Regions from separate parts of the Homo sapiens genome. Here all the other regions are linked to region 1. The links are chromatin loops, found by intact Hi-C in ENCODE. Cell type or tissue: GM12878. All regions are shown on one strand. Region 1 overlaps MIER1 (MIER1 transcriptional regulator). Region 2 overlaps PDE4B (phosphodiesterase 4B). Region 3 overlaps MIER1 (MIER1 transcriptional regulator). Region 4 overlaps DYNLT5 (dynein light chain Tctex-type family member 5). Region 5 holds the start of IL23R (interleukin 23 receptor).

The links. Hi-C counts contacts between places; a loop is a spot of excess contacts. Peaks named below come from ENCODE experiments on the same cell type or tissue, not always from the same donor. Only the 100,000 strongest peaks of a DNase experiment are listed, where the experiment ranks them.
Region 2: it touches region 1 in a loop (3-fold over the local background); 5 of 110 quality-filtered maps call a loop at or near these places.
Region 3: a loop joins it to region 1, with 4 times the contacts of the local background. A loop is called at or near these places in 19 of 110 quality-filtered maps.
Region 4: it touches region 1 in a loop (2.5-fold over the local background); 36 of 110 quality-filtered maps call a loop at or near these places.
Region 5: a loop joins it to region 1, with 3 times the contacts of the local background. A loop is called at or near these places in 2 of 110 quality-filtered maps.

The regions. Positions count from the first base shown.
Region 1 is chr1:66,927,342-66,932,341 of GRCh38, forward strand. All of the region lies in intron 2 of MIER1 (MIER1 transcriptional regulator), which reads left to right. Among named protein-coding and RNA genes, the nearest start is that of MIER1, 4.9 kb to the left of the region's middle. RefSeq lists a silencer at 2,612-3,431. In GM12878, a CTCF peak has its summit at 2,852 (motif pointing right); a DNase peak (open chromatin) is centred at 2,880; H3K4me3 peaks cover 2,444 bases; H3K27ac peaks cover 2,614 bases.
Region 2 is chr1:66,274,252-66,279,251 of GRCh38, forward strand. All of the region lies in intron 7 of PDE4B (phosphodiesterase 4B), which reads left to right. Among named protein-coding and RNA genes, the nearest start is that of PDE4B-AS1, 230 kb to the left of the region's middle. In GM12878, no CTCF peak of the experiment used is centred here; DNase peaks (open chromatin) are centred at 2,160 and 4,110; H3K4me3 peaks cover 965 bases; H3K27ac peaks cover 1,850 bases.
Region 3 is chr1:66,981,785-66,986,784 of GRCh38, forward strand. MIER1 (MIER1 transcriptional regulator) reads left to right here. Exons shown (of 14, transcript NM_001077700.3): 13 at 1-134; 14 at 2,788-5,000. The coding sequence ends at 3,116. It also overlaps a transcript of SLC35D1 not described here. Among named protein-coding and RNA genes, the nearest start is that of MIER1, 59 kb to the left of the region's middle. RefSeq lists silencers at 2,752-2,801, 2,789-2,989. In GM12878, no CTCF peak of the experiment used is centred here; a DNase peak (open chromatin) is centred at 2,877.
Region 4 is chr1:66,762,607-66,767,606 of GRCh38, forward strand. The region is part of intron 2 of DYNLT5 (dynein light chain Tctex-type family member 5); the gene reads left to right. Among named protein-coding and RNA genes, the nearest start is that of DYNLT5, 13 kb to the left of the region's middle. In GM12878, a CTCF peak has its summit at 2,578 (motif pointing right); a DNase peak (open chromatin) is centred at 2,584.
Region 5 is chr1:67,163,732-67,168,731 of GRCh38, forward strand. IL23R (interleukin 23 receptor) reads left to right here and starts at 2,723. Exons shown (of 11, transcript NM_144701.3): 1 at 2,723-2,810; 2 at 4,361-4,459. The coding sequence starts at 4,390. RefSeq lists an enhancer at 2,475-2,664. In GM12878, no CTCF peak of the experiment used is centred here; a DNase peak (open chromatin) is centred at 2,690; H3K27ac peaks cover 457 bases.

The DNA of each region.
Region 1 (5,000 bases):
CTCACATAAAATTGGAATTCAGCACACTTTTTTAGTTTAAAAATTTTATACACAATTCCAACAGAACTACTGTTTTGGATATCACATTAATAAATAACAAAGTGTAATAATTTTAAGCAGACACAATTAATGGTGCATTTTCTTATGCCTTTAGCTCTCTCATGTCCTATTTTCAACTCTTCTAGTATGAATAGGCTTTAAAAATAAATTTTTTTTTGTTAACCCAAGTATAAATATTAACTGTTTGCATTTGGATACAAAGAAGATATCTGTTGAATTAATCCAAAGTGCTGAAGAACTAAGGGTAATGGATGGAAACAACAAGGAGGTAGATTCTGGCATAATAAAAGAAAGAATGTTTTAAACATTTGAACTTTTTTTGAAAAGAGCAGCCTTTTTATGAGATATAGTGAGTCACTGGAGGGGTTTAAACATAGGCAGAAAGCCTGGTAGTAGAAGCATGATGAGAGATTACTATCTTGACAGGGTAGAGAATTGACTAAAAGATCTCTAAGGTCCCATCCAACACTAAAATTCTATAACTAGTGAATAGTTAATTTTTATATATTTAATACTGAAGAGGGTAAGTAAGCGTTTTGAGAAAGACTTTTCATTCCGTAAGGTGGCTCCTGAAAATTTTACAGTTAGGTGTATCACTAAAATAAAATAATAGTGGAAGGATACTGAATTCAGTGGTAATGTGTTACCTATGAATTGCAGTATTAGAGCTGTTTCTTTTTTATAATATCTGAACCTAAAAAACCCACTGAATCCACATTTATAAAAAGGGGAAGGGGAAAAATGTAGAGAGTTTTTTTCCCTCAATAATAATAATACCATTTAAAACTAGTAATATTGATACACAATATTAATAAACTTAAAGAGTTATTTAACAGTAAGATAGATACCCATTCAGAAATGTTTCAGACTTCCATTTTCCTGACAAGTTTAGGATTCATTCAGTAGGTTAATAGACTATGATCCCCTGCTCTTTATCATAGTTGGGATTTCTGTTGGTAGTTTAACTGAAGAATCAAAGATTCAGTGTACTTAAGCAAGTTATTTCTGTACCTTGTATTGTAACACTTTTAATTTTCCTTTGGTAGCCAAATTTCATAAATTAGCTTTCATATGTTAATGGAAAACCCTCCTTCATCTCCATGGTATAAAGCCTGAGTTTGTACCTCTAGGCCCCTAATTGTGTCTGTACCCACCTCAGGTCCATGTATATCCATTGTTCTTTGCCTTCAGCTCTTTTCATTAAGTGTATTGATTGAAAACTATTTGGATATGAACTGACACTTTTAAAAAGTCATTTTTATTTCAAGTCCAGAGGATTGACATAATTCAACAGGGTAACTATTAGAAACTATATACCTCTGCTAAAATATTTATTCCCCCAAGGAATCCTGAAAAACACTTTTATATAAGTTTTCTAAAAAATAAAATGAAAATACTGTACAGTACAGTTAATGGTAAAAATTGTTTGTAGATTTGGGAACCTTAAAGTTTTCCTTTCTCTTCTTTCCCTTGCTTTTCTTTCAGTAGAAAATGTGCATCAGATGTTTATGTTTAATTGGTTTACAGACTGTCTGTGGACTCTTTTCCTGTCAAATTACCAGGTAATGTCCTTTCACTTAGCAGCTACTTCATATATCTGTAAATGCAGTTTATTCATGCACAGATTATTATTGGACATAACAGTTTCAAATTAACATTGAATCTTTGGAAATAGGAAAATGCTTGATAGAGTCTAGAATTTTAAGGGAATATAAATAATTTAATAGCCTCCCCTATATTGCATTATAAGTTAAGTATTAACTTTAAGAAAAATTGTATATGTACACATTTATGCAATGTAGTATTGGTTCACATTATTTGGAAGGAATGAATAATTCTCGTATTTAAATGGTTGATTTTGGTAGCCACTTTTGAAACTGCATTAAGAGGAACCCTTGAAGATTAGGAAAAAAATCCCAGTCTTTTGAAATAAAGACTTTCAAACTGGTTTAGTAAAATATGTTAGTGACTGTTTTAATGTCACCTTTGTGTTATTCAGTATGTGCCTTAGTATAATGGAAGTGAAACATGTTAGTTACTTTGAAATCATTGGTTCTGGCCATCATCAGCATTGGCATCACGGCCAATTGGCAGCTGTAGGCCAATACATTAAAATAAACTTTCAAGTTACAGGCATTTCAGGCATTGCAAATAAGTAGGTTCTCCCTCCATGCTACTAAATAGATGATATCCATAAAACAGTCAATTTTCAGTATTTTAAATTTTGTCTAGTTGTGCAAAATTCAGTACATAACTGTGTTGCTACCGGCATGACAGAAGTGTGTGAGAAAACGCAAATGACATGAGGATGGCGGACTGCCTATCATAACCCCTTCCATTAATTTTTGCTCTGACCTCTCTAGAGATTTGGGGATATAGAATTTTACATTTCCTGTCGGGAATCTACTGATGGAGAAATATTTGTCAAGGCATAACCGCTTTCAAAGCACAGTTCTTGCCGCCGTTGCATCACAGCAACATCCGTTTTTCAGCAAATGCATTTCAAAAACGACCTACATGTAAAATATTACGTATTTTTCCTCTGCTGTGTCAATGCTGGATGTGACTCCTTTGGCACTGTTCCTTGACCTCTCTGATCCGTAGACAACCCCCTCCGCCTGGAGTGGCGGATCAGCTGGAGCCAGCGAAGCGCCCCGCGCGGTTGCCCACCTCCTCCCACACCCACCTTGACTCCGCCCCCTCCGCTCTTCCCGGGGAGGGCTGGCCGCGGGGCCGCGCGCGCGCCCCTGCTCCGGCGCGTGCTCGCTGGTCTTTTCCCTCCAGTCCAGCCCAGCCGGGGCGCCGCGAGGGGGCGGAGTGGGGTGTGGTGGGCGCGCTCGGGCGGCTCCTGCGCGTTCCCGCCGAGGCAGTGGCGGCGGGAGCGGCAGAGACGGCAGCGGCCGGAGTCCCGTTGCTGAGTCTCACATCCGGGTTCTGGCCGTGACCCAGCTGCGGCCGCCGCGGAGATGTGACCCGGCAGTACGGCAAATATGGCGGAGGTAAGGGAGCGAGCTCCCCCTCCCTGTCCCGGAGCCGGGCGCCCCCGGCCCTGGGCCGGGGAGGAGTGGAGTGGGCCTGGCCAGGAGAGGCCCGGCCCTGCTGGCGCCGCTGCCCACCTGTTGTCCGGAACAGGCCATTCTCTGGGCGGGAGCTTCGCCTGGAACTTAGTTGGGATGGGTCCGGGGGTAGGAGGAAGCGGAGGCGTACTTGGACTTCGGGGGCAGTTTGAAGGGTAGTGCAGCGTAGTAGTGCGGTGCGAGGGGGAGGGGGCGCCCGCCGGGGAAGGGGTGCCTGTGGCGCAACTTCGCCGGCCGGTGCTAGGGGCCAGGAGAGAAGCTGCTGCTTCCTCTTGCGAAGTTTTTTCCCTTCCTAACCGAGATGCTGTTGCGCCCTTCCGCGTCACCCCCATCCATTTGCGACTGACATCCAGTCTGTGTTAGTGGGGAAAACGTAAGGCTGACGGCCTTTGATTAACTCTGTAATTTTCATGATCGTGGTAAAATGAGAGTGGATAAATTAATCTGGCCAGCCGCAATCCAGCCCTCCAGGTTGGGGGGAGTCTGCCCATTTATCCAGACAGTTCCATCTCCCGCTCCCCAAGGTACAACCTCTGAGCTGCTTTTCCACCTCCCCCCACCACCTTCACTTTCCAGGCTTCCCCCCACCCCCTTTCCAAATCAAGGCTACCTATTCTTGTCTTCTTTCTCTTCTAATTTTTCTTTCATTGGAGAAGCTTTTTCTTGTTTCTTTTTGCTCGTTTTATAGTAAACAAGTTCCTAAAGCCCCTTTTTTTGATTTTACATATTTGGGCCGCAGTTGGCGGGCATACAACTGCTGTTGATTTATTAATCGGAACTAAGTATACGCTACTGGAACTTTAAATAACTGGAAGTTTAAAAAATGTTTAAAATATCTGAAGTTTTGTGGGATTTGTTTTGTTTCCGTTTTTCCTTACCCGTGGAAGAATTTCAGTATTCTTTATTCCTGAGAGTTCGAGATGATGTATTTGGATTTTTTTTATGACTCCTTTGAAATAAGCCACTGTAAATTTTGATTGATAAGGCATTTCTCTTGTTTGAATTGCCATTTTCATGGTTTCACAGGCACCCCAAAACAGATTTAGGAAGGAGGGTGAGATTTTGCTGTAGCAGACAGGACTGTTTGCTGCGAGTATTCTTTTTAAAACATTCAATATCTCTAATTTACAACTAAATTTAGATCTTAGATTTATTTTCATTTCTTTTGCTCTTGGTGGTTAAAGAATTGTATTTCCAGGCACATGAATTGGAGAACGTAGTACTTTCTGTTTCCCCAAAATGTGACTGCGTTTGTTCCAGTAGACTGAGAATCGGTACCTGGATTTTAGTCCTGGTGAGGTTCTTATTCTTAAGTGTTTGTTTCCTTCATGTTTAAGGAGTTGTGTGTAGCTGGATTTATACATTTTGTCAGTTAGTGTCTTCAGTGGACCCCTTTCAGTGAATATCGGGTAAGCAGCAATGTGCTACATAGGTAATGTGGTTTCTTCTTTCATGGTGTTGCTCAGGATGGTTTGAGCTTTGAGGTGTGTAGTCATATACTAAGGCAAGATATTACTGAAGGAAAATAGCTTATACAGAGAAATTTAAGTTAAAAAACTTAAATTTAAAATTTCTGTGTTTTTAAAAAATAAATTTTATTGCCGAGGGAACTAAAAAATCTAATATGTAAAAGAAATTATGTTAACTTTTTTGTTTTAAAAATTAAAGATGGTTGCGTTATTGTAAGATAAAGGAAAAAAATATTTTGATTCACTAATCATTTCCTAATATTTTCTAATGTATGTTTTAGTTTTCTTAAATATTTTATCAGTTGGAGAATGGAATGTTTTGTGGGAACGCATGGATTGTTCAACTGCAAGAAGGAAAGAACTGGAATTTTGTTTTTATTTGGTTTTTAGTGTT
Region 2 (5,000 bases), 650 kb before region 1:
CCAGGTTCAAGTGAGTCTCCTGCCTCAGCCTCCCAAGTAGCTGGGATTACAGGTATGCGTCACAACACCCAGCTAATTTTTTTTTTTTTTTATATATTTTTAGTAGAGAAGGAGTTTCACCATGTTGGTCAGGCTGGTCTCGAACTCCTGATCTCAGGTGATCCACCCTCCTCGGCCTCCCAAAGTGCTGGGATTACAGGCATGAGCCACTGCGCCCAGCTGAAAATGGGCATTTTAATATTCTATATGTTAAGATTGTTGTAAGGGCTAAATGAGAAAAGCTTTATATAGTGATTAAGAGTGAAGACTCTGGAGTCAGACTGCCTCTTTCAAATTCCAGCCACACCACTTTGTGACCTTGGGACAAATTGCTTAACCTCTCTGTGTCCTAATTGCCTCGTCTCCAAAATTAGGATGGAAATTGTGTGTTTTGGTTGTAAGGATTAAATATGTTAACATGTATAAAGCATGTAGAAAGTCCCAGTGTTAGTATTGGTGTTATTAGTGTTATATAACATGACTCAGATAGTACTCAGCACATAGCAAACCACCAATGTGTGGTAGCTAAGATCCCAGCCTTCTGGTATCAGTAGAGAACCACAACAGAAAGCCCTGTTGAGCTCTTTCTAGAAGGTTCTGGTCTACTTTGCTTCCATAATAATACCATCTGAAGGGAGTAATTTTTGAAGTTTAAGACTTTTTTTTTCCTCCTGAGACTATAGAAATCTTGTTATATAGAAATAGTTTTAGAGCTGAAGGTAGAGTTCTCCAGCTCATACATGGGAAAGCTGAAAAGTCAGGAGGGAGAATGGAGCTGACACCAAATATAAAGGGACACCCCTAAATACAGCTTTTTCTCTTAAAAGCAGAGTGCAAAAAAAGATTGTCAAATTACTTAGGACTTCTGGTAAACCAAATCTTAGTTAACTGAAAGCCCTGTCTTGCATAAGCCTGACAGGATGCCACTTTATATGATAGCATCATTACAGCTTGTACAGCACATCAAAGTTGTATTGAAATACATGTTTCAGGGTTGGTACACACCTATTCAGGCATAGGTGTTACAACCCAGGAAGCTTAGCAGGGAGTAGCGCTAGGAGCTGGTGCAAAGCCTCCCTTTGCAGAGAGGACAAAACCCACTAGCAGAGTCTGCAGGAAGGGAAGAGGATTGGCCCTTTTGGGAAAAACTTTACACCCTCTCCAATTACTGCTGAGAAGGAAAAAGCAACCTCATACCCATCTTAACCCATTCTCCTCTCTTTATTGGAAGGGAGGGAGATAAAAAAGGAGGTTGGAGTTAGCCTAGAGAAGAATGAATATGGAAGTTTGCTAAGAGACAAGGAAGGAAGAGGACCACCGAAGTTCCTTTTTCTGCCTCCTGCTTCCCCAAGTGGGTATGATCCTGGGGGCAGGGTGAATTCTGCTTGCTTGCTTCTGATCAACCCCGAGCCAGCACATTATGAAGTTGCCTCCAGAACTGTTCTCGGAAGCCAGGAGCATTTCAGGGAACAGCCTTTCACCCAAGAGGAGGGAAACAAAGCAGGGACTGTCCCCTCAAAATAGAGAACAGGCAACAGAACTCACTGGATCTTTTTCTTGGTTTATTGTCTTGACTTCCTCCCAGTCAGAGCTGTTGACAAGCACCAAAAGCGACCCCTTGGAGTTTTCTGTATTTTTCCTACCCCCTGTCTGGCTGTGTCCACAGAGTAAGCTGGGACCATGGCGATTATCCAGCTTATTTGAATCTTACAGGCAGCCAGGTCAGATAATGCTATTTTCTCTCTGCCCCCTCAGTTGTATTTGGGGCTTCAAATTTCTAGGGTCTAGTCTGGCTAGCACTGCTGGTCTAATAAACTAGATAATGTCCAAAGCCCACATGTGTGCCTCTGATTTCAGGAAAGGTAAGGGGCTAGTGCTTATTCCATTTCTGGTATGTGCCAGGCACAGTGCTAGCCCCTTTGAATATATCACGTCACCTAATTCTCCAAACTAAACTTCTTTGCGTATATTATTGCCCCTATTTCACATATTTGGAAAAAGAAGATTCAGGAAGTATGTGGGGCTCACTCAAGACCACAAAGTTAGTGATAGAATCAGAACTGAAAGCTAGATCTGTATTTCTTGAAAACCCATGCTCTTTCCTCTGCAGTCTAAACCACACTGTCTCTGCCTCCATCCCACTGTAAACCTCAGATGTTATAGCTTATCAAGAAGGGGATGGGGAAAATGTCATAGCAAGAAAGCGAAGTGACTGGACTACCAACAACCTTAATAATTATTACATACTAGAGGACTTTCTTTAATTTCTTTCTCATCTATCCATTTTATTGTAAGTAGTAAGCAAAGGTGTAAGTCTTGAGAGAAATACATCTCACACGTCCATTATTCATTCATTAATGTATTTAATAAACGTGTTAAATTCATACTGTATACAAGGCACTGTGTTAGCCACTGAGGATGCTGTGATGAAGAGAATGTATTCAGACCCTGATCTCATAGATCTTACGGCCCAGGAAATAATGCATAAATAAATTCATGACTATACACTTGATAATTGTAATGAAGGAAAGTACAGAATGCTATGATATTGGCTCACTTTTTCACCTGTAAAAATGGGAATAATACTAGTACTTACCATTAGGGTTGCGGCAATATCTAAATGCGTTATTTTACGTAAAGCATTTAGAACACGCCTGGCACCCAGTAGTATTTAGTGTTTAACTATTATGATCATTAGTTTTATCACTATTTATCATTATCATCATTATCATTAGTCTAGTGTTATTATTGTTATCATTCTGGGGCCTAAAGTAGATTAGAAGATAGGAAAGAACTCTATAAATAAATGACTTTAAACTGGAGTCCTGAACACTGAGTAGCTGGGGTAGATCGAGGGGCGGTGGTCCTGAGAGAGTAACCAACACCTCAGAGATGCCACAGCCAGAGAACTGGGCACTTTGAACAACAGTAAGGGACGCAGCCACAGAGACTGAGAGATGCCAGGTTAAGCAGAACATTTGTAAGTCATGGTAGACATGTAGATTTTACTGCAAATTCAGTTGGGAGCCATTAAAAGATTTTGAGAAACAGATTGACGTGATCTGATATGCATTCTATTTATTTTATTTTATTTTATTATTTATTTATTTATTTTTTGTTTTTGAGACAGAGTCTTGCTCTGTTGTCCAGGCTGGAGTGCAGTGGCACGATCTCAGCTCACCACAACCTCCACCTTGTGGGTTCAACCGATTCTCCTGCCTCAGCCTCCCAAGTAGTTGGGACTACAGGTGTGCGCCACCACGCCAGGCTAATTTTTGTATTTTTAGTAGAGATGGGGTTTCACTATGTTAGCCAGGCTGGTCTTCAACTCCTAACCTCGTGATCTGCGTGCCTCGGCCTCCCAAAGTGCTGGGATTACAGGCATGAGCCACCACGCCCGGCCTTATATGCATTTTAAATACACAACTTCTCTTTGAGCCCCAAGTCTGGGTTAGTGACATCTCATACATGCTCCCAGTACCTGTATTTTCTCTGTAATAATACTCAGCTCCTGCCCCTTCCATGTACCTCCTGGTTAAGAAGACAGGCTCTGCAGCAAGACTGCCTGCACTTAGTTCTAGTTCAATACCTTTCTTTCTCTGTATGATTGTAGAGAAGTAATTCAACATCCCTGGGTCTTGATTTTCTTACATGTTTAATGGGGATAATAATAGAACCTTCTGCATAGAATTGTTTTAAGAGCAAAATTAAAACACTTAGAACAGTGGCTGGCACACATAAAGCACTAAATAAATATTAGTTGTTTTTAATATATTGTAACTGCCTATTTTCTTGACTGTTTATACACTAGACTGTATGCTTAGTTCCTGGCACAAGGCAGGTGTTCAAAAATATTTACTGAAAAAAGAATGAACAAGGAAAGAGAGGTAGTGCAATAAATTGTAACTAAAAGAAGAGAAAGATTGCTGTCCTATTCATGGGAAAATAGGCTTTCTTGAAACTGGGGTATATTCTGATAAGGAGGAGCCTGCTTATGGGGCCAGAGAAACTGAATGACTTTGCAGCTGCCCAGCTGCTACAGCTTTGGGGAACTTGAAATAACATCCGTGGAACAAAAATTTGTTTCAGAATCTGTGATGCCAATCTGGACTGCCATCTGCACAAAAAGAAAACTGGGCTCATGAAAGAGCTTTTTCATTCTCTTGGGCTATGTGACTATCTCTCTGGAAAGCAAATGCAAGGCTAAACCTCCGGAGTTCTCCATTTGCTGCCTTTGGAAGGACAGTCTCACCAAAAGAGCCAGTCATCCTACTAAGAACATAACACTATGACTTCCTTTTCATCCCTGCATTGCTAATAGGGCCTCAAAGGAACAAGGGCTCAGTTCTGTGAAGTAAACACACACCTTTAGTGTAGTGAATAAACACTGGAAGAAGCTTTTCACATATTTGTAAGCTCGGAAGTCTTTTAGGCATTGAGTAGCAGCAGCTCCTTTATTGCTTCATGCAGCTGCACGGGGTACCTGCCCGGACAAACAATGAATCCTTCAGCTCTCTGAATGTTCCAGTTCTGTGCCGTGTGTGTGTGTGTATGTGTGTTTGTGTGTGTGTGTGGTGTGTGCATGCATACGTGCATGTGTGCTGGTTTGTTACTTGTATATCCCAGGGGAAAATAAGGGTTCTTTGCATGCTTTTTGTCAACACAATGGGTCTCTGTTCTCACTGACCTGGTTTTCCTTTATTCCTTCCCTCTCATCACAAGTTTAGGCAGTCTGGCTTTCCTCATCCACAGAGCAAGGCCTTCCCCTGATTTACCCCTCTCTGCATGCTCTTCACACTTCCAAACCATTTTCCATATAGGCCCCTTAAATCTAATTTAAATACTTCCCTCTGGAAAGCCTCAAATGATGAGTCCTGCCTAATTGCTCCCTCCTGTACATGTCCTATGTTGCTTTCTAAAAGCATCATAGCTCTTTATGTCATGGGCATAAGTTCTTCCTT
Region 3 (5,000 bases), 54 kb after region 1:
CATGGATCGTCTTCTAGACGAAAGTGAAAGTGCTGCATCTAGTCGAGCACCATCCCCTCCCCCAACTGCATCAAACAGTAGTAACAGCCAGTCTGAGAAAGAAGATGGCACTGTAAGCACTGCTAATCAAAATGGTAAGCAACCAGAGAAACATTTCTCTTTCTTCATAATAAGGGACACTTTCTTGCAGTGACTTGGGAAATTCCGTTTGGGTTTCTATTAAACTTCCAGAGCAGAAAGTAAAAAATGATAACACATGAGACAAACATAACATCAGCATACATATATACTAACAGAATACAAAGTGATTGGACATCACTAAAAAGTAATTTTAATAAAGCCTACTGTCAACAGTGACTATTTCTTGTAAGAAATTTGTTCTTTTTCAGTAGCATCTCTTTTCCTGTCTTGTCTAGTTGGGTTGATGCCTAGATACAAGTATTTATGTTAACTCTTAGGTCAAAACCCTGCAGTTTCACATGAGATATACAGATCATTGCAAAATACCTTGATGTAAGGTAACAAGTGCACTGTTTTGAATATTTAAGTTCTCTTTGATAGCATAATAACCTTGAATAATGAGAAAAGATAAAGCCGGTATCAACCTGTATATTAATATTCTACAGAAATATTTGTTTTTCTCTCCAAGAAAAAGAGAAGAAAAAGGCATACCAATTGTTTGAGGTTCAGATAGTGTTTCCGTTTAAAATATACAGTGGACCAGAGATCACTGTGCTGATCAGTAGTAAGAGCCAGAGAATTATTTTGATTTCTTCTTTGATTAAATGGTCTTTTTAAGTAAAAGAGTTCCAAGAAGAAAGTAATAAGCGCCACCCCCAGCTCCTCTGAGGAAACTGGTGATAGGAGAGTACCAGTGAAGAGCTGACTTCTTCCTGACAGAAACTGGAAGAGAAACACTGTGAAAGCCTTGATCCTCTTCTGACCTTTGGTCTCACATTGGTCCTGCTGGAGTGTATATGCTTAGTTCATTTCATGACCCCTCTCTGTTCCCTCACTACTTCTAGGAATAAACCAAACAAACAAAACTTAGGGCCCAGTAACTATGTCCTGGTCCAAGAAGGTTTATTGACTTGATGTCTAATGTTTGTCACGTCCATTCTGAAGTAGAATAAGATGCTGAGACTCTGACCTTGGGACTAACCGTATAGGCTCAAGGGAGGCAGACAGTTGGTACTACTATTGTTTTTCCTGTTTGTTCTTAACATATTAACACCAAATCATTTTCTTTTCCTTTTTAAGAAACTATTTGATGAGAACATGCTGTTAGGCTAGGAAAGTGTTCATAAGTTACTTATAAATTACTTGTAGCTCAAAAGCCACTCAACATTACGTACAGTCAAAACTGCCAGCTTTTTCAAAGGAAGGAAGGAACTTTTCATCCCAATGTTATATTACTTTTTTATATGGGGCTTTAATTAGTACTTTGAAATCTTACAGTTATTTTTGACCTAATCACAGTCGTCAGCTAGCTTTTTGGACTTGTTCCTACAGAATTGTTCTCTTCAATATATTATGATGCATAATCCCCATGTGCATTCATGATTTGAGTGCATTGAGTTGGTCAAAATAGAATATTTTCTTCTATCAGAATACAGTATTTGAGGCTCATCCTTTATGCCGAATATTTTTCAAGCAATTAAATTGTAATTATTCAGTGATGCACCCTATATTTTACTTCTTATCACCAAAATTTGCATTCCATTTTACAGTCAACTCTAAAATGAACTTTTGTTTTCTTTTATTAGAATAATTTTGCTTTTACTTTTCTCACCTACTATAGAATTTGTATTTACTTTTTAAGTAATTTGTATTTACTTAAGTAAATAATTTAGCACTTTCAAGTATATGCTTGGATAGTGCGGCATTAGTTTTTTAACATTATGACAGATTATTTAAGTCTACTTAGGTAAATAGTGTGTGATCATCTTTTTTTTCTTTTTGAGACAGAGTCTCGCTTTGTCGCCCAGGCTGGAATGCAGTGGCACAATCTCGGCTCACTGCAACCTCCGCCTCCTGGGTTCAAGTGATTCTGCTGCCTCAGCCTTCCGAGTAGCTGGGAGACGGTGCACGCCACCACTCCTGGCTAATTTTTGTATTTTTAGTAGAGACAAGTTTTCACCCTATTGGCCAGGCTGGTCTTGAACTCCTGACCTCATGATACACCCGCCTTGGCCTCCCAAAGTGCTGGGAATACAGGCGTGAGCCACTGCACCCAGCCTTGTGTGATCTTTTAAAGTACAGTTCCCATAGATTTACATTAAGAATAAAAAAGTCATGACATCTTGCTTTTATATGGCAGTTTACTCAAGCTTTTTAAAGAAAGAGCATTCATCTTGCTTTTACGTGGTTTTAGAATGTTGAAAACCTTTTGTTAAATCTGAGTAATTTACTGCATTTTCCATTAATTCAGCTTAGTTAGACTGCTGGATCCAGTGCTTGTTTGCTGTCACATATACCTAATATGCTTTTAACATATGCCAAATTCTGTTCTTAGTTCTTTACATTTATTAACTTATTTAATTTTCACAACAACCCTGTGAGGAATATCTATTATGATCTTCATTGTATATATGTAATGAAATGGAGATACAGAAAGAGTAAATAATTTGCCTAAGGCGACATAGCTTATAAGTAATAGAGCAAGAATTTAGACTATGTATTTGATACCTTGCTTCCTTGATAACAATAACTACAAGCTGTTTTATAATAGTTTGCAAATTTAACTTTTTTCTAATTGTGGTTTCATTTATATTTCTTTCAACTTAGGAGTGTCATCTAATGGACCAGGTGAAATATTAAACAAAGAGGAAGTAAAAGTTGAAGGGTTACACATTAATGGACCAACAGGTGGAAATAAGAAACCACTTCATGCAGATATGGATACTAATGGTTATGAAACAGATAACCTTACCACTGACCCAAAACTTGCCCATATGACTGCAAGAAATGAAAATGATTTTGATGAAAAAAGTGAGAGACCTGCCAAAAGGCGAAGGGTAAACAGCAATGGAAAAGAAAGTCCAGGTTCTTCTGAATTTTTCCAAGAAGCAGTCTCACATGGGAAATTTGAAGAACTTGAAAACACAGATGACTAAATTTTAGACCTATTTTACTTTCTTTGGAGTAAATTCTGGTGTGACTAAAATTTTCAGGGTTGATGGGTTACCTTAAAAAGTTGATTTCCTTGAAGCAGTTTGAAAATTTGAATTGAGTCTTAACTTTAGGAAATGAGGTTTCATAATTCTGCCTTTTGCAGATTTTTTTACTTTAAAGCTGTCAGACTCTTTTAAGGGTATTTTAAAAATTAGTAAATTTGAATGAACTAAAGATATATCTCTACCTTCTCATTTGAATATCTTTAGTTCATTCAGATTTACTAATTTTGGTAAATCTGAATGAACTAAAGATGTATCTGTACCTTCTCATTTGATGTATTAATCATAAAATTTCACTACAAGGTAATTTTTGCTTAGTTTGATGGATGAATGGGAAACTCAAGTCCAAATTTCTGCTTAATACCAATTTCTCTGAGTTTCTTGAAATGTCTTTAAAACAGACATTTTTCTCACCAAACAGTTTGAGTATCTTTATTAAGGAAACCCTTACGAATCCTGAAAATTATGCTAGCATGATTTTTTTATATATAGAAGTTTAAAAATAAACCAGGTCAGGTTTGTATATGTAAAATTGTTGACATCAATGATGTCTTTCCATATTCTTATCTGGGCTTAAGAAATACATTCTGTATTTTTCCAGATTCTTTGTAGCCTTTGAAAGATTTTTACAGTACATATGTCTTGACTGAGCTGTCCTTTCTTAATACAAAAGCGTGTATAATTTTCTTAACTTGTACAGTTGGTAAACTTTTATGAGAGGAATTGTTATTCTGAGTCTGTCAGCTTTCATTTTATTTTGCTAAGGTTTTTCTAATGAATTTTTAAGTGTTTGTGTAGTAATTAAGTCATATTTCTTATCCAGGTGGTTAAAGCATTCATAAAGGATTATAAAATTTTTTTTTTTTTTTTTTTTTTTAAATTTCTACTTAAGGGCAAGTAATTTGAGAATTCTGAAATTAAGCATGATGCTTAGATTGCAGTTTGTTTTGCATTTGCTATAATTTTCAAAATTATTTTTGAAGCAAGACAAAAGTTTAATGTCAGCTTAAGTGCTTAAATATATCATGCTGACCAGAATCCTGTTATTTTTATATGCATCATAAAATTTCCCATTTCTGCATTAAATAAACAGAGGAGGGGGGTCAAGTGATACTTAGATATTGGCACACACAAGGAACAACTGTTGGCAGGCAGTATCGATTTTATGAAGAGAAAGTGAAGTTTGAAAACTTTTCAAACTTTTCTAGTTACAATCCAATTTTTCAGATTTGATAATGCTTTTCCAAAGTGAAAATAAGATACACAATAATCATTGCTCTGTGTGATTACAGATAGGATTATCCATCTGCATAGCCTTGTAAAAGTGCCATTTTATTTTTAGTGCTAAATTCTTGTTAAATAATGTAGTTTTATATAGCTGATAGACCAACCTATATCCAAACTTTTATAAAATATTAATTATTCTTGTTTTTCTCACACAGGCATACTCCAAATGCTTCTTCCAGTTCATTTTTCAGCCATCAGTTCAAGAGCCAATGCCTTTTTAAAATAAAGCTTCTGTGGTCTTGTTTTTAATGGCTCAACTGTCTGATGTAATTGAGTGAAGGTTTGCACTGAGAAATTAGCATTCAGGCCTTACCCCCATGAAGTATTACTGTTAACATATGTTCGGACTGCTTCCCTTCACCAATGTGAACAACTTTTTTTCCCAAACAGTGTTAAAAGCCACTTTGCAACACTTGACTTCATCTTAATGTACATTCACTGTTGTTACATACATATCTAAGTAAATCAAAGTTTTGGGTGGAAGTGTTGAGAAGTATGAGTTTTTTGTTGTTTTTGTTTTACTTAAAACTTTTAATT
Region 4 (5,000 bases), 160 kb before region 1:
GTGAATCCTTTTCAACTTACTTTGCCCAGATCCATCAGAGGAATCCACATCTATGACAGCAATAGCCTTACAAAATGAATTTCTTAAATCGTAAGATTTATGGGGTGAAAAGAAGTTGGTGAATACATACAAAAATACAATTAGATAAAATAAGTTCTAGTATTCAATAATACAGTAGGGAAATTATAGTTAGCAATAATTTATTATATATTTCGAAATAGCTAGTGGGGGTTAGGGGAAAAAAATAGCTAGAGGAATTTTAATGTCCCCAACACAAAGAAAAGATAAATGTTTGAGGCAATGGATATCCCAGTTGTCCTGATTTGATCATTACACATTTTGTATGCATGTATCAAAATATCACATGTTCCCCATAAAAATGTATCACTATGATACATCAATTAAAAATACAAAAATAAGTAAATAAATGAGATGAAGGTCGAAATTACTCCTTGATCCATGGGCTGCAGAATGAATGTTGTGTTAGCAGGCATGAAAGCAACATTAATCTTCTTGTACATCTCCATCAGAGCTCTTGGGTGACCAGGTGCATTGTCAATGAGCAGTAATATTTTAAAAGGAATCTCTTTTTCAGAGCAGTAGGTCTCAACAGTGGGCTTAAAATATTCAAGAAACTATGCCGTAAAACAGATGTGCTGTCATCTAGTCTTTTTTGTTTCACTTATAGAACACAGTAGATTTAGCATAATTCTCAAGGGCCCTGGGATTTTCAGGATGGTAAATGAGTATTGGCTTGAACTTAAAGGCACAAGCTGCATTAGCTGCTACCAAGAAAGTCAGTCTGTCCTTTGAAGCTTTGAAGCCAGGCATTGACCTCTCTCTAGCTATAAAAGCCCTAGGTGGCATCTTCTGAAATAAGACTGTTTCATCTACATGGAAAATCTGTTGCTTATTGTAGCCCCTTCATCAATGATCTTAGCTTATCCGATGATCTTAGATCTTCTGGGTAACTTGCTGCAGCTTCTACATCAGCACTTGCTGCTTCACCTTGCACTTTTATGTTACAGAGATGGCTTCTTTCCTCAAGCCTCATGAACAAACCTCTGCTAGTTTCAAACTTCTTCCATAGCTTCCTCACTTTTCTTAGCCTTCATGGAAGTGAAGGGAGTTAGGGCCTTGCTCTGGATTGGGCTTTGGCTTAAGAGAATTTGTGACTGGTCTGATCTTCTATCCAGACCACTAAAACTTTCTCCAAATCAGCAATAAGGTTGTTTTGCTTTCTTATCATTCATGTGTTCACGGAAGTGACACTTTTAATTTCCTTCAAGAACTTTTCAGGCAGGTGCAGTGGCTCACACCTGTAATCCTAGCACTTTGGAGGCTGAGGTGGGTGGATCACTTGAGTTCAAGAGTTCGAGACCAGCCTGGGCAACATGGCAAAACCCTGTCTGTACAAAAAATTAAAACAAAATTAGCCAGGTGTGGTGGTGTGCACCTGTAGTCCTTGCTACTTGGGAGACTGAGGTGGGAGGATCACCTGAGCCTGGGAGTTTGAAGATGCAGTGAGCCAAGATCATACCACTGCACTCCAACCTGGGTGACAAAGCGAGATTCTGTCTCAAAAAAAAACAAAAACAAACAAACAAAAAATCTACTTAGTTATAGTCACAACTTGACTAATTGTTGGCCCAAAAGGCCTAGCTTTCAGCCTATCTCGGCTTTTGACATGCCTTCCTCACCACACTTGGTTATTTCTAGCTTTTGATTTAAAAGTGAGAGATGTGGGACTCTTCCTTTCACTTGAACACTTAGAGACCACTGTAGGATTATTAATTGGCCTAATTTCAATATTGTTGTGTCACAGGAAATAGGAAGACCCAAAGAGAGAGACATGGGAAATGGCTGGTCAGTGGAGAAGTCAGAACACACATAACATTTATCAATTAAGTCAGCTTCTTTATATGGATACAGTTTGTGGCACCCTAAACCAATTACAATAATAACATAAAATAACACTGATCATCGCTCTCCATAACAGATGTAATATGAAAATCTAAAATATTGTGAGCATTAACAAAATGTGACGTAGAGACATGAAGTAAGCACATGCTGTTGGAAAAATAATGCTGACAGATGTGCTCAATGCAAGGTTGCCACAAACCTTCAATTTGTAAACACACATTGTGTGCAAAGCAGAATAAAGTGAGTCACAATAAATGAGATATGCCTGTACATAAAAATCCAGCAAATTTGGAATAAACTAAATAACTGCAAAACTAACTTACCTTACCAGACAAATAACATCATCTACTGCTGGGGACAAGTTGGTATGCTTTGCTCTTGAGCATAACACTCATAAAAATATCCATGGATAGTCTTAGGTGGAAAGTTCCCAAGTAAAGGAGTTTCTATGCATATTTAATCTCATTCTACATCCTGTTTTTTGAGCAGAAGGGCTCTTATTTTTATCTGTGTTACCAGTACTTCCCACTGTGCCTGACATGTTGTGGGCAATAAACATTTGTTGAAAGAATGAAGAAAAATGGAAAGTACAAATGTACAAATTTATACCCTGAAGACCTTGTTTTTCTCTGTGCACTCTGAAATATCACCACTGGGAGGCAGCACATGATTTAATAACAGCTTATCTCCCCTCCGAAGAAGACACACTTAAATGATACTATATTTATAAACATGGTGGTTCCAGGCATTTCATAGTTACAAATAGAAGGAAAAGATGATATTCTGACCTTTAAAGATACTACTTTAATGTCTCTAAGGCCAGTTATGCGTTCAATATTATCTCTTCCTGCAGCTTCAAAACATCTAGGTATAATAATAACTCTGAAAACGTATGGAAATGAGTTCTCAATAATAATTAGATGCTATTGTGGCTGATGAGAATTAACTGAAATTATTGTTACCATCTCTAACTGTCATAATAAAAAGACATGCCTTGTGTTTATCTAGGTAATTCAAAGACTGGTCAGCAAGCAAATTTGCAAGATGTTTTTAAGAAAAAAATGAATTTCATTAAAGAGTAAATATGTTCTAACTTTTTCTTTTCTTTTTCTTTTTTTTTTTTTTTGATGGAGTCTTGCTCTGTTGCCCAGGCTGGAGTGCAGTGGCGTGATCTCGGCTAACTGCAACCTCCGCCTCCCAGGTTCAAGCAATTCTCCGGCCTCAGCCTCTCAAGCAGCTGGGACTACAGGCTCTAACTTCTTAAATAATTTTTTTGTCTTTTTCCTGCAAATAATCAGAATGCATACTATTGGATTAGCATGGTGCATTTCCAGTGTCAGCCAGGTACAAATAAGGAGGATTACTTTTGTTATTCTGGACCAATTTCATGCAGCTACTTCTGTATGCAGGCTGTCTGTCCTCAGCAATAGCACATGTGGTTTCAGATATTCACTGTATTTTTCATTGAATTACAAGTTGTTACTCTTCCATCTGCAATAATATTAGTTAGTTTGTTAAGTGTTCTCACCAGTGGTTTACGCCAGACTTTCTTTTATTACATTACTTTTCATCTACCTTTCTTTCTAAAACTTTATAACTCTCTGGGACACGTTTTGCCAATTGAATTTTTTTCTCCATAAATGCCAGCAAGCTGGTAAAACACATAGACAGCAAGAATATTTTTTATATTTAAAAAATAAAACCGTAGCATTCACTTTACAATGAGATCACGTGTCTAGAAGGGTTGTCATTGTAAACTAGGGAAAGTCTGATGACAGACAACTGAAACCCATCCATGTGTAATATTGTGATATATACCCCAAAAATGTATTGTGCCAGGTATATGGCACTGGTAATTAAAATTATAAATTTACTTTTTGGGTATCTCACATATTTATCTTTAAAGATTTCAAAGGATTTGAGTGAAGCTGTTTATCAATAGAAAATATGCCCAGGTTTTTCTAAACCAGTATTCTGAACTGATATTGGCAATTCCCCAATTTTAAAACATAAAACTGTTTTATTTCTAAAAATTTGCCAAGCTCATATTCTGGTTTAATGCTATTTGCCCATACCTGCAAGCATTTTAAATATTTTCTCTTTTCCTTTTTTCTTTTCTCAAGGAATAAATATCTTATTTTTTCTATTCAACATTTTCCTTCTTTTTTGTTCTCTCCCTTTTTCTAACCCATTTCATTCTAATGTGGGAACTATCAGATCTCAGATTTTTATAATACAGGTTTTAAAAAGTAAACATTTCCTATACTTTTTTATGATGTTATAGTCTTAATTGATGCACAGTCAGCCTTCCAAGGCACAGAAAGCAATAGACTAATTATTTTACCTCTGCATGATAAGAATTTCCAGGCTTCACATGTCCTCACTTATCAGTGGGAGCTAAATGATGAGAATTCATGAACACAAAGAGGGGAACGACAGATACTGGGGCCTACGTGAGGGTTGAGGGTGGAAGGAGGGAGAGGAGCAGAAAAGATAACTATTGGGTACTAGGCTTAATACCTGAGTGATTAAATAATCTGTACAACAAACTCCCGTGACACAAGTTCACCTATATAACAAACCTTCACATGTACCCCCTAACTTAAAATAATAGTTTAAAAAAAAAAAATTACCAGGTTTCCAGCAAAATATAGAAAATTTACTCCTCAAAGCCCCAGTTCCTCTCTAAAACTAATTCCAAGTTTTATGGGTTTTTACTGGTTTTTGTTTTGTTTTGTTTTTTGAGACAGAGTCTTGCTCTGTTGCCCAGGCTAGAGTGCAATGGCATGATCTCAGCTCACTGCAACCTCTACCTTCCTTTCGAGCTGTGCTTGTGCCTCAGCCTCCCAAGTAGCTGGGATCTCAGGTATGTGCCACCATGCCCAGCTAATTTTTTAAAATATATTTTAGTAGAGATGGGGTTTTGCCATGTTACCTAGGCTGGTCTTGAACTCCTGGCCTCAAGTGGTCTGCCCACTTCGGCCTCCCAAAGTGCTGGGATTACAGGCGTGAGCCACCACTGCCAGCCCCAAGTTTTATGATTTATTGATTACTTGTAGCATCCCACTTCCAGGTAG
Region 5 (5,000 bases), 240 kb after region 1:
CCTGCTTTGCCTTCTGCCATAATTGTAAACTTACTGAGGCCTCACCAGAAGCCAGGCGGATGTTGGTGCCATGCTTGCACCGGCTATAGAACTGTGAGCCAATTAAGCCTCTTTTCTTTATAAATTACCAAGTCTCAGTTATTCCTGTATGGTAACACAAGAACAGTCTAATACACTCCTAGAATAAAACATAGGGAAAAACCTCTTTGACACTGGTCTGGGTAAAAATATTTTTAGATATGACACTGAAAAAACAAGCAACAAAAGCAAAAATAAATAAGTGGGACTATATCAAACTAAAAAGCTCAGCAAAGAAAACAACCAACAAAATAAAAAGACAACCTACAGAAGGGAAAAAAATATTTGCAAATCATTTATCTGATAAAAGGTTAATATCCAAAATACATAAGGAACTCAAATGACTCAATAGCAAAAACAAAAACAATAAAGGCCAGAAAATCTGATTTAAAAATCAGCTCTTGGGCAGAGCACGGTGACTCACGCCTGTAATCCCAGCACTTTGGGAGGCTGAGATGGGCAGATCACTTGAGGTCAGGAATTCGAGACCAGCCTGGCCAACATGGTGAAACCCTATCTCTACAACAAATACAAAAAACCAGACCGGGTGAGGCGTCTCACGCCTGTAATCCTAGCACTTTGGGAGGCCAAGGCAGGAGGATCACCTGAGGTCAGGAGTTCAAGACTAGCCTGACCAACATGGTGAAACCCCGTCTCTACTAAATACAAAAAAAATTACCGGGGCATGGTGGCACATGTGTAATCCCAGCTACTTGGGAGGCTGAGGCAGGAGAATCACTTGAACCCAGGAGGCAGAGGTTGCAGTGAGCCGAGATTGTGCCATTGCACTCCAGCCTGGGCAACAGAGCAAAACTCTGTCACAAAATAAAATAAAATAAAATAAAATAAAATAAAATAAAATAAAATAAAACAAAAATCAGCTCTTGATTTTCCATAGCCTCCTAACTGGGCTCTTCATCTTCAATCAATTCTCCACACAGTGTTGGAGTCATATGTTGCTTAATGACTGGGATACCTTCTAAGAAATGTGTCATCAGGCGATTCTGGACCTGAATAGATTTTTTTTTCAAGGAAGACGGATAAATGGCCAATAAGTATATGAAGAGGTACTCAACATTACTGATTATCACATAAATACAAATCAAAACTACAATGAGCTGGGCGTGGTGGCTCACTCCTGTAATCCCAGGACTTTGGGATGCCAAGACTGGCAGATTGCTTGAGTTCAGGAGTTCAAGACTAGCTTGGGCAACATGGTGAGAACCCATCTCTACCAAAACTACAAAAAATTAGCTGAGTGTGATGGCATGTGCCTGTGGTGCTAGCTACTCAGGAAGCTGAAATGGGAGGATCACCTGAGCCCAGGAGGCAGAGGTTGCAGTGAGCCGTAATCACGCCGCTGCACTCCAGCCTGTGTGACAGAGCAAGACTCTGTCTCAAAACAAAAACAAAAACAACAACCAAAACCAAAAAACAAAACTACAATTAGATATCACTTCCCACCTTTTGGGGTGCCTATGATAAAAAGACAAGATATAAGTATTGCTGAGGGTACAGAGAAAGGGCAGCCTTGTACACTGCTGTTAGGAATGTAAATTGGTACAGTTATCATGGAAAACAGTGTGAAATAAAAACAATTTTATTTAAAAAATTAAAATAGACCTACCTTAGGATCCAGCAATCCCTCTTCTGGATCTATAGTCCCCCCACAGAATGAAATCAGCACCATGAGAGATATCTGCCTTCCCATGTTCATGAAGCGTTAGTCAAAATAGCCCAAACATGGAAATAACATTTTAAGTGCCTATCAGTGGAATAATTGGTAAAGAATCTGTAGGCTATACAGGAATATTATGCAGCCATAAAAAGGAAGGAAATTCTGCCATTGCGGTAACATAGATGCAACTTGAGGGCATTATGCTAACTGAAATAAGCCAGACAGAGAAAGACAAATACTGCGTGATCTCACTTATATGCAGAATCTGAAATAGTTGAACCCATAAAAACAGATGATAGAATGGTGGTTACCAAGGTTAGAGGGTGGTGGAGGGAAAGGAAGCTATTGGTCGAAGGGCATAAACTTGCAGTTATAAGATGAGTAAGTTCAGGAGATCTGATATACAGTATGGTGACCATAGTTAACAATACTGAATTATACAGCATACTTGAAATTTGCTTGAATGTTCTCTCTGCAAAATAAAGAGTAACTAAATAAGATGAGAGATGTATTAACTAACTTGATTGTATAATAACTTCACAAAATATGTATGTATCAAATCATCATGTTGTATATCATCAAATTGTAGAATTTTATTCATCAATTATATTTCAACAAAGCTGGAAAACTAAAAAAAGAAACAAGTGTATAATTAATAACAATGCTGGTTGTAAATTAAAACTAAGCGTCATATTTTTGGTGTCAAAATGTTTGACATTTTTAAGAAAACATGTATAAGTGTTCTGCCTCTTGGATGAGACCATTTTAAATTAAGCTGTAAAAAAAAAGTACCGACAAAACAGTTCACTTTCAGTAATCTGGATTTCCCCAAATAGTGACACGAGAGCCAGTCATTTCGAATTGGACAGTTTGAGTTCCTCTTCAAGAGTCTGCAATGTAGGTCAGGGCTCTGCTGACATTTCCATTGACCTCAGAAGTGAAAATCTAAAGTGAGTGCTGACAGGCAGGCAGTGAGGAAAGAAGACATGACACAGCCAACAAGGGTGGCAGCCTGGCTCTGAAGTGGAATTATGTGCTTCAAACAGGTTGAAAGGTAAATAGGCAGCGATCATCCAAATACTTAAAGACAGCTATATTTCCTTTTGGAAATACATGGGCCAAGTTGTTTTCTCTTGCAAGTTCTCATGATATTCCATGCAGTGGTTACTGATGAAAAGGGAATCTATAATATTATATGGCATCACATTACTTTAAATAATAATTATTGCATATTTCCATCAGTTAACTTCTAACTAGGAACATTTTTAGGGCTTCTGTTGCTTCTTATGAAGAGAAGAATTACTATTGCTAACAAATAATGAAAGGGATCCCTATATTTCTGAGCCAAGGGGACCCCAGTTTTTTTAAATGTTACTAGATATTTTATGCGATATGATGAGCCATGCATTGCGTTCTCTTGTAGTTTTATAGAAAAAGCTCAGGTTTTATTAAACAGATAAAATAACTGAATAATGTTGATCATTGAGTAAATGAGTTAATTCATGTAACTGATTAATCAAATAGTGTAACTCTAGTTGTAAACTAACAACGGTATTATTAGGAATTTCTATAACGTGTTCCTTTCGCGTTCTCTACAGATGAAAGGCTTTTTCCTCTTTTTTAGGGGGTGCGGGGGACAAGGTCTCACTCTGTCGCCCAGGCTGGAGTGCAATGGTGTGATCATGGTTCACTGCAACCTTCACCTCCCGGGTAGCTGGGATGACCGTCACATGCCACCACACTGGGCTAATTTTTGTATTTTTAGTAGGGACAGGGTTTCACCCTGTTGCCCAGCCTGATCTCGAACTCCTGGGCTCAAGCAATCCACCGGCCTCTGCCTCCCAAAGTGCTGGGATTACAGGCATGAGCCACCACGCCTCCCCAGATGAAACGCTTTTTAGAGTCTCACTGGTGAGAGCACATATTGCTTAATCTCACTTCACTTTTCTTAATTTTGAATCCATTTTCTCTGGGAGTTCTGAAATTTTTGGCTCTTCCCAAGTTTAGCTCATCAAAGACTAGTATTTCTGGAGTGTGATAAGTATGTAACTTTGGCAGGGAGAAGAATTCATCACCAGAAGTTAGCTCAGCCCAGGCACCATGGTTCATGCCTGTAATCCTAGCACTTTGGGAGGTTGAGTTGGGAGGACCGCTTGAGCCCAGGAGTTTGAGGTTACAGTGAGCTATGATAATGCCGCTGCACTCCAGCCTGGGCTACAGAGCCTGGCCCTTGTCTCTAAAAAAATTTAAAACATAAAATAAAAAAAGAAGTTAACTCAGAGGAGGAGGTTTCTGATGAGAAAGGCTAGATTAGGAGGCACTGTAATGGATCAAATGCCCTACTGAGTTAATTCATAGTGACTTTTGAAGAGTATAAAATTCCATTTATTTGCTTTACTTCTCCATCTCTTGTTATATCTCCTAAATATACCAGTAACATTTCTTTGCTCTGTTTCCTTCCTTCCTTTCTTCCTTCCTTCTTTCCTTCTTCCTCCCTAATCAAAGGTTCCCATCAAATACAATAATTCTTAGGGAAAAATGTTATGCTTTTTATTATTTTACTAAAATACTACAATTTAAACATTTTTCATATTTTTTTTCCAGAGGGAAACAGTCTTTTCCTGCTTCCAGACATGAATCAGGTCACTATTCAATGGGATGCAGTAATAGCCCTTTACATACTCTTCAGCTGGTGTCATGGAGGTATGGTGTTTTATGTATCTATTGCTATCTTTCATTCAACAAATGGAATATTGAGTGATTATCATTTTCATGGTTTTATGTTAGAATCTCTGAAGAATACAAATATTATTAGACTAGAAAAAATGTGTGCATAAAAATTACATAGAATGAAATAAAAATGGCCCAATCTCCTTCCAAATGCAGGATTTCTTTCTCAAATTTCCCTTCTAGACAGCCCTCTTACTCACATGTGGATATTTCCACAAAGGAGCTTATTAGTTTGAGTTGGCATGTTCTATTGTCAAACTATTATAACTGTTATATAATTACCTGTCAAACATTTGGATGCAATTCTATTTCACAAACCACTTGTTGATAGTTACTTTGTGCCGGGCACATAGTAACTATGTGGGCCATTGGCAAGAGTATGATTTTATTCATTATATTCAAACTTTACTGAAAAAAGTAGGCTTTATCTAAAAAAGAACAAAAGATTGGTTGAGTAGCTAGAGAATGGGGTTCAGATTCTACAGTGCCTAGTGTTATTTCTAATCTTACCTTT